2 separate regions of the Mus musculus genome follow, and region 2 is linked to region 1. Evidence: chromatin loops called from intact Hi-C (ENCODE). Cell type or tissue: left cerebral cortex. All regions are shown on one strand. Links, peaks and the distances in the headings refer to the core of each region. The heading gives the core; the rest is flanking DNA. Region 1 overlaps 1110002O04Rik (a long non-coding RNA gene). Region 2 has its middle 18 kb from the start of Gm33222.

Region 1 (4,392 bases), core at 201-4,200:
CTTGGCACACGCTGGAGTCATCTGAGAAAAAAAGAATCTCAACTGAGAAAATGACTCCCTAAGATCTGGCTGTAGGCAAACCTGTAGCTCAATTTTTAAATTATGGGTCCAGTCTACTGTGGGTGGGGTCATCTCTCCAATGATGGTTCTGGGTTCTATAAGAAAACAGGCTGAGTGAGTTATGGGGAACAAGCCAGTAAGTAGCACCTCTCCACGACCTCTGCATCAGCTCCTGCCTCCAGATTCTTGTTCTGAGTTCCTGCCTTGGCTTCCCTCAATGGACTGTGACTCATGATCTTTAAGCCAAATAAATCCTTCCCTCCCCCAAGCCACTTTTGGTCATGGATGAATCTTCTTCTTCTTCTTCTTCTTCTTCTTCTTCTTCTTCTTCTTCTTCTTCTTCTTCTTCTTCTTCTTCTTCTTCTTCGTCTTCTTCTCCTTCTTCTTTCTTCTTCTTCCCCCTCCTCCTCTGCATCCTCTCTCCCTCTTCCATTTTCTCCTTCTTTCTCCCCTTCTGCTCCACCTTCTCTTTTATCTGCCCAATCATCAGCTTTCCTTTATTTTACAAATTAAGGTGGGAAGCAGGTTTACAGGAAATCACCTGAGTGCTGACTCATTCCTTGTTCGAAACCCCTCACAGGAGAACAGATTTAACATCAAATATAATTAGCCCCAGGGCTATCCACAACAACTGGCAAGCTGGAGAACCAGGACAGCAGCTGGTGTGAATTCTATCCTTGTCTAAATGTATAAGAACAGAGAGAGACAACACTGTCTCTCCAGCACAAAGGCAGTGGGCTCAAGACCCAGGAAAACTAGCATCTGAGTCCAGTCAAGAAGACCAGTGTTGGGCCAAGGCAGTCAGGCCATGTCCCATTGTTCAGACTCCATTCTCTTGAGACCTTTGGCTGATTGGATGAGGTCCACCCACACTGAGAACTCAGTTGCTCTGTCCAACTCCCTGGTTCAAAGGCGGGTCACCCACTCAGACACGCCTAATGTGTGCAGGCACTCTGTGACCCAGTCAGTCTCGTCACACTCGATCCTAAGCCATCTCTGTCTGGAGAGCTGCCACACTTGGCAGAATGGCACACAGCTTGAGTGACAGCCATGTATTCCCACTTTTCTCCATGTACTTATCCTTGATCACAAGGCCCAGTACACAGCTACCCTTCTGTTTGTTCCCTTTCCAAAACAGGTGGCCCACAAATACACAAGTCTCTGGATAAGCAGGGGCCCAGCAGCCTTTCCCCAAACAGATCCTGATGGCAAAAGATATAATGGAGTGACAAGCATGCATGAAAAGCCTGTCACCAAGCTAGGGACAGGAGAGTAGAGAAGAGACCTTAGAGAGCTCAGATACCCACCAGGCCTTCCTCCTCCATAGACATCCCTGCCTCTGCCTTAGTTTCAAAGGGTAAAAAATAACCCAATCAATCAAGTCCACCACAGTTGAGAATTCAAGGTGGGAGGAACTTGAATCTACTGGTCAAGTCACCCCCACAGTCAAGAACTGAGAGCAACAAGTGAGTGAGTGAGTGAATGAATGAATGAATGAATGCTACAGCTCAGCTCATAATCTCCATTTTTATATAGTTCTTTATACCCAACCCAGAGAGATGGTTCCACTCTCAGTGAGGGGGTCTTCTCTCAGCAATGAGTATAAGATACTCCTTCATAGTTGTTCTCAGAGGCCCATCTCCCAGGTGATTGTAGACTATGTCAGGCTGACAGCTAACACAAACCATCATAGCCTCCTTCCCCAACTGGACAGTGCCTGTGGCACATGAGCAGGGATGCCGTTGCTCAGATCCATCAGCAGGTGGCCTAAATCTGGACCCCCACCAGCACCATCCACAAAGACAAGATATGCCATTTATAGGACCAGGACAATGATCGCCCTCATTTCAGCCTGATGATGGCCCCTCTCCACACAGCACACTTAATGCAGCATTAGCACTGTTCAGAGGCAGATAAAAATAGTGTTGGATCAAAGAGGTAGTTTCCTCATTCTGTCTCTGAAGACAGATCAGTGGGCCGGGTGCATGTGGGCAAATCCAATTTTTCCCCCTTCTTGGCAGGAGCCTCTACATATTCTCTCCATGAGTACAGAGAAGCCTGCCAATGTTGACATCCGAGGCTGAGATCATAGGCTCCACTTTAGCTGCGAGTCAACCCACTCCCAGCCTGCTAGGTCTGTGCTCGCGTTTTACAGACAGGGAAGCTAAGCTCAGACAGCAGCAGCTGCTGCGGAATAGTTCACCGGCTGCAGATTGATACCGATGACAATTGACTATCAGCCCTGTGACCTGCAACTCTGCAGATTGTGACACCATCTCCATTCTGTAAGTGGGGAAAACCATGGCTGGGAGGGGCCTTTCCATTCCAGCAGGGATCCGTGACAGCTGTGAGTCCAGCCACCCTGTCTTAGTCAGTGTTCTATTGCTGTGAAGAGACACCATGATCATGGCAACTCTCACTGAGGGAAGCATTTCATTGGGACTAGATTACAGTTTCAGAGGTTTGGTCCATCATCAGCCTGGTGGCAAGCAAACAGACATGATGTGAGAGAGGGAGCTGAGAGTTCTACATCCAGATCTGCAAGAAGAGAGACTCTGGGACTGGTGTAGGCTTTTGAAACCCCATAACCCGCCCTACAGTGACATGATTCCTCCAATAAGGCCAAGGCTTCTAATCTCATTAGCACCATTTCCTAATGACCAAACATTCAAATAAATTAACCTATGGGGGCCATTCCTATTAAAACTACCACCACCTCTCTCTCTCTCTCTCTCTCTCTCTCTCTCTCTCTCTCTCTCTCTCTCTCACACACACACACACACACACACACACACACACATACACACACACACACCACCAGAAACTTGAAGTCTTTCTCCAGAAGCCTGATGTCTTCTAGGACTGCAAATCTCATATCAGATAGCTTGTAAATGATGGAGATGTATATAGGAGCTGTATCACAGGAGATGGTGATATCCTGTCTCCATCATTTACAAGGTTTTATGTGGATTGTCCTTTACTTTCTACCCACAGGCATGGGTGTGAGTGGAGCCTGGGACTGCAGGCCACGCCTCCAGAGAGTAGACTGCCCACCTGGGTGCACCAGAAGTGCTGAGCACTGGACCCTGAAGGCTTCCTCTGTAAGCTGGCACTGATACCCACCTCCCAGGGGCTGTGAAGGTTAGCTGAACTGTTCCCAGCATTGCTTCCAACGAGTAGATCCAGAATTCTGGAGCTCATGTTGCTTGCACCACAAAGGCAAATGATTAGAGACAATCATGAGGCTTTCCATTAGGCTTTGTTCAGAGAGCTGGCCATCAGAGAAGGCAGAACATGATGGAAAATGCTTCACATCTCACTTCCAGCCAGAAGATTGTATGGAGTCACAGGGACAGAGACAGCCATTCCAAAGTTCAGGATTGCCCCACTCTGGTCAGGTGACGTGATTCTTAAAATAAACTTTTCCTCCCCTAAACATCCTTTGTCAGCATATCTTATCACAGCAACAAGAAAAGACACTAAAGGCCAGGCAGTGGTGGCACACGCCTGTAATCCCAGCACTTGGGACGCAGAGGCAGGTGGATTTCTGAGTTCGAGGCCAGCCTGGTCTACAGAGTGAGTTCCAGGACAGCCAGGGCTACACAGAGAAATCCTGTCTCCAAAAACCAGAAAAAAAAAAAAAAAAGAAAGAAAAGAAAAGACACTAAGGCAGGGGGTCAACCGCCTGAGACTGGTGTCTCACTCACTACCATCCAGTCTTAGAGTGTTACTGCTGTGAGCAGACACCATGACCGAGGCAAGTCTTATAAAGGACACCATTTAATTAGGGCTGGCTTAAAGGTTCAGAGGTTCAGTCCAGTATCATCAAGGTGGGAGCAGGGTAGCATCTAGGCAGGCACGGTGCAGGAGGAGCTGAGAGTTCTGCATCTTCATCTGAAGACTGCTAGCAGAATAGTAACTTCCAGGCACAAGGATGAGGATCTTAAAGCCCACCCCCACAGTGACACACCCACTCCAACAAGGCCACACCCACTCCAAGGCCACACCTCCGAATAGTGCCACTCCCTGGGCCAAGCATATTCAAACCAGGACACATCCCTTGCACCTCTCCCTCATTCTCTGAATGTCTGGACTCAGTCGATTCTTGAGACACTGAGTCTAGCTAGTGTCAGTCTTACATTCCTGCAGGGCATCTATGCTCCCAGGGATTGGCTTTTTAAAACATGGATCCTGAGAACAAAACTCTCGTCTGAATGCTTGTGCCATCTCCTCAGAGCAAAGTTAGCGTTTCTAGTTTGCACACATCTGAGTCACAGGGCTTCAGGGACCTGCTTTGACACTTGTCTTCCTCTATCCAGAAGCACTCATTTT
Region 2 (4,392 bases), core at 70-4,069, 110 kb after region 1:
CACAGGAAACAAACTAGTAAGCTGCTTCCCTCCATGGCTCCTACCTCCAGGTTCCTACTTGAGTTCTTGCCCTGACTTCTCTCAGTAATGAAATGTGCTCAGGATGTGGAAGCCAAATAAACCCTTTCCTCCCTGTCTGAGTTAGGGTTTTACTGCCATGAACAGACTCCATGGCCAAGGCAACTCTTCCAAAGGACACTTAATTGGGGCTGGCTTAAGATTCAGAGGTTGAGTCCATTATTATCATAGTAGAATCCTGGCAGTACCCAAGCAGGCATGGTGCAGGAGGAGCTGAGAGTTTTACATCTTGTTCTGAAGGCAAACAGGAGAAGACTGTCATCCTCAGGCAGCTAGGAGGAAGCTCTCAAAGCCCACCCCCACAGGGACATACTGCCTCCAACAAGGCCACACCTACTCCAACAAGGTCACACCTCCAAATAGTGCCACTCCCTGGGCCAAGCATCTTCAAACCACCACATTTCCTCCCTAAGCTGTTTGTCATGTGGTCATGGTGTTTATCACAGCAATAGAAAGCAAACTAGGACACACAGATAAGCAATGTCTACAGTAGGCCACTGGTCAGTGCCTCACTCACCCCATTTCTTTTTTTTTTTTTTGGTTTTCGAGACAGGGTTTCTCTGTGTAGCCCTGGCTGTCCTGGAACTCACTCTGTAGACCAGGCTGGCCTTGAACTCAGAAATCCACCTGCCTCTGCCTCCCGAGTGCTAAGATTAAAGGCGTGCGCCACCACGCCCGGCTAAAGATTTATATATTTTATTTTATTATATGTGAGTACACTGTAGCTGTCTTCAGACACTCCAGAAGAGGACATCAGATCTTGTTACTGATGGTTGTGAGCCACCATGTGGTTGCCGGGATTTGAACTCAGGACCTCAGGAAGAGCAGTCAGTGCTCTTAACCACTGAGCCATCTCTCCAGCCCCTACTCACCCCATTTCTATTGCCTTAACTTTATCTGTGAGGCCTGGTGCCTGCTTCTGGAGCACAGATATTCAAGATGGCAGGGCTTTTTCTGGTAATGACCGTCTTGTTACATTAATTATTCCATGGCTGGGCACATCACATGGCACAAGAAAGAGTATACTAGCTCAGGCCTCTCTCCTCTTCCTCCTCCTCCTCCTTTTCTTTTTCTTCTTTCTAATTCTTTTCTTTCTTCTGCTTCTGTTTCTTCAGTCCTCAACTGAAGAAAAGTAAAGTCCCTTAATGCAGAGCTGAGAAGATATGTGTCAATTGGCAACACGCTTGATCACACAACCTAAGAACCTGAGTCCAACCCAGAACCCATGTCTAAAAGTCAGGCAAGATGACATGTATTTGTAATCTCAGTTCATGGAGGCCACTGTCATGACCTCAGGTAACCCTGATTACCTCTGAGGGTACTTATCTACAAGTACTGGCCTCCCCAGGCTCATCCTGTGTGTGACCTTGTTGGAGGAAGTATGTCACTCAGGGTGGGCTTTGAAGTCTCAGATGCTCAAGCCAGACCTTATATCTCAACCTCTTCCTGCTGCCTGCAGATCCAGATGTGGAACTCTCAGCTACCTACCTCTCCTGCACCATGTCTGCCTGCACGCTGCCATGCTTCCTGCCACGATGACAATGGACTAAACCCCTGAACTGTAAGCCAGCCTCAATGAAATGTCTTCCCTTTACAAAAGCTGCCATGGATATGGTGTCTCTTCACAGCAATAGAAACCCAAACTAAGACAAACGTCAACACAGCATTTGGGATTAAGTCTACCAACAAAGAAACTTGGACAGGAAATGGTCAGATTACAGCAGTACCACAGACTCTTTCCCCCACAGCATATGGCTGCCAGCTGTGCATGGCACATCCTGAGCAGAATAAGGGTGGGTCCAGGGCAGCCGGAGTGACTCTTGGGAGCCTTTCTCCTTGTTGCCAGCTCCCCACCCCAAGAATGCAGCCACCCTCATGAAACTCAGGGAGAAATTTCTATCGGAGAGGAAGAAGCTCTTCCACAGCTGTGTCCCTCAGTGCAGCCACTGAAAGGCAAACATTTACCCAAGATGCGTCGTGTACCCCACCCCAGCCAGCAGCCGCCGCCAGCTCTGATGATGGAGGCTTTGAATAGCACTGAGGCCCAAGCCAGAGCCAATGAAGCTGTTTCAACCACCAAACCTTTCAGAGGCTGCTGGGAAGTGTTCTCTGTTAATTCCAACCACATGGCAAATTAAGTTCTATTTACCCTCTTTCAAAAATATTTTCCTCCCTTGATTTAATGAAATCTGGAGTTGCGCCACTGTTCTGAGCTTGCTGGGCCTGGCTCACTGAAGAGAGAGAAGGCAGCCCAGTGGGCTAAGCTTTGTCCCTCAAGGACACATGCCTGTGGTGTCAGCAAGGCCCCTGTGTGGACAGAAGTTAATAGGAGCCAGGTGGGGCGGAGGTGAGAGACAGATGGGCAGATAATAAGCAGACAAATGACAGAGCAGGGGGTACACTTCAATTTAGACCAAAATGCCCTTTGGCACTGTGGTCTCAACCACCCTTCCCTCACTTCCCCACCTCCTTACAACGTTTAGGGTGGAGTACAAGAAGCAAAGAGGAAGCAGAAAGGACAGCACTGGCCTGTCACTGTAGCCTGAGCTCAAGCAAAGGCCCTGTACCATCACAGAGGACCCCATAGTTCATCTGCACTTAGCTCCTGGCCTGGCTAGATGAAGAACTCATGAAGATCTAACCAGGATGTTGGCTCCCGTGCCATGCCACCACCTGGACCCATTTTTCCTGGGTCACAGATACCTCCCATGCCATGTCAGACTCACCCAGGGCAGCAAGACACCCTCATGGAAGTGTTCTGCTATCCCACTTCTGGTGGCTGGCAAGGCAGGACACTCTCCTTCTGGGCATAAACTTGCCAGCTGCTCCAGGGAAGATGGCTCAGTTCTACCTCACTTGCCCACAGCTGCAGCCCCCAAGTTCCTTTAACCCTCTTCCAGGGCCAGTCTGTAGGCCAATAGCTGCTTTGTATGGGTTCCAAAGACCAAGCCTGTCACCCCATGCAAGTAAGCTCTGAGACCATCCCCATTCTGGAATGCCAAAAGATGCTGTCAAAGCCACTCAGCATGCAAAACTTGTATTCAGAACCTGCTTCGGGGGAAGACCACTTCAGACAACTAGCTTTAGGAGCAGTGGTGGAAAGTTGGCTCTAAAGGGGACTTCTGGAGCTGACGCCCTTGGCAGAACCCTGGTAGGAGGGAGACAGAGAGCCCTGAGCATAGTATTAGAGTCAAGGCAAATCATTCTGGGGTAAGCAGGGACCAGAGCCTTACAGGATTTGCTCGATAGTTTTATGTCAACTTGACACAAGCTAAAGTCATCTGAGAGAAGGAAATCTCAATTAGGAAAATGCCTCCATGAGACAGGGCTGCAGGCAAGCCTGCAGGGCATTTTCTTAATTAGTGATTGATCGGGGAGGGCTGCATAGGTATGGCCCCATAGACTCATGTGTTTGAATGCTTGGACCATGAAGTGTGGCACTACTAGGAGGTGTGGACTTATTGTGTGACTTTGAAGGAGGAAGTGTGTCACTGTGGTGGTGGGTGGTGGTGGGAAGCTCTGGGGTAATATATATGCTCAAATCCTGCCCAGTGTAAAACACTCCTCCTGCTTGACTTCAGATCAAGATGTAGAACTCTCTGCTCTTCCAGCACCATGCCTGCCTGCAAGCTGCCATGCTTCCCACCATGACGATAATGGCCTGAACCTCTGAAACTCGAAGCCAGCCCCAACTAAATGTTTTCCTTTATAAGAGTTGCTGTAGCCATAGTATGAACCTGACCACACAGCAATGAAACCTTAACTAAGACAAGAGCCTGTGTCGCATGGTGAGTAGTTTCATCCCTGAGCTGATGGCCCTGGGTGCTATTTAAAAAGCAGGCTGAGCAAGCCATGGGGAACAAGCCAGTAAGCAGCACCACTCCATGACCTCTGCATCAGCTCCTGCCTCTAAGTTCCTACCCTGTTTAAGTTTCTGTTCTGGCTTCCTTTGATGATGAACTGTGATGTGTAGATTGGATAAACCCTATTCTCCCCATGTTGTTTGGTTGTGGTATTTCATCACAGCAATAGAAACCCTAATAAGACACATATGATACTGTAAGAACAGTACAGCATCCCTGATCCCCACGGCAGGAGTGTCTTGAGAACTAGGGAACTGATGCTTGCTGGAGTCAATGGTTAACTGGAATGGGATGGGTAAGTCCAGGAGAATGGGGCTGGGGAAGATGTCAGGCTAGACAGCTTATCTGCACATGGTTCCAGGAGCTCCCCCTCAGTGAGAATGGGACTCAGGATGTAGACACACCGGGCACAACTCTCAGATACCCAAACCTGCTAGGAGACTAGAGCAAT

What was found. A loop is a pair of places that touch in the nucleus more often than their neighbours do. Peaks named below come from ENCODE experiments on the same cell type or tissue, not always from the same donor. Only the 100,000 strongest peaks of a DNase experiment are listed, where the experiment ranks them.
Region 2: it touches region 1 in a loop (1.9-fold over the local background); 1 of 42 quality-filtered maps calls a loop at or near these places.

What each region holds. Positions count from the first base shown.
Region 1 is chr1:35,877,628-35,882,019 of GRCm38, forward strand. It overlaps 1110002O04Rik (a long non-coding RNA gene), which reads left to right. Exons shown (of 4, transcript XR_373312.4): 2 at 2,082-2,345; 3 at 3,055-3,201; 4 at 3,317-3,538. Among named protein-coding and RNA genes, the nearest start is that of 1110002O04Rik, 9.9 kb to the left of the region's middle. In left cerebral cortex, for the core only: a CTCF peak has its summit at 1,811; DNase peaks (open chromatin) are centred at 906 and 2,128; H3K27ac peaks cover 920 bases.
Region 2 is chr1:35,990,564-35,994,955 of GRCm38, forward strand. No RefSeq gene overlaps it. Among named protein-coding and RNA genes, the nearest start is that of Gm33222, 18 kb to the right of the region's middle. In left cerebral cortex, for the core only: no CTCF peak of the experiment used is centred there; a DNase peak (open chromatin) is centred at 2,187.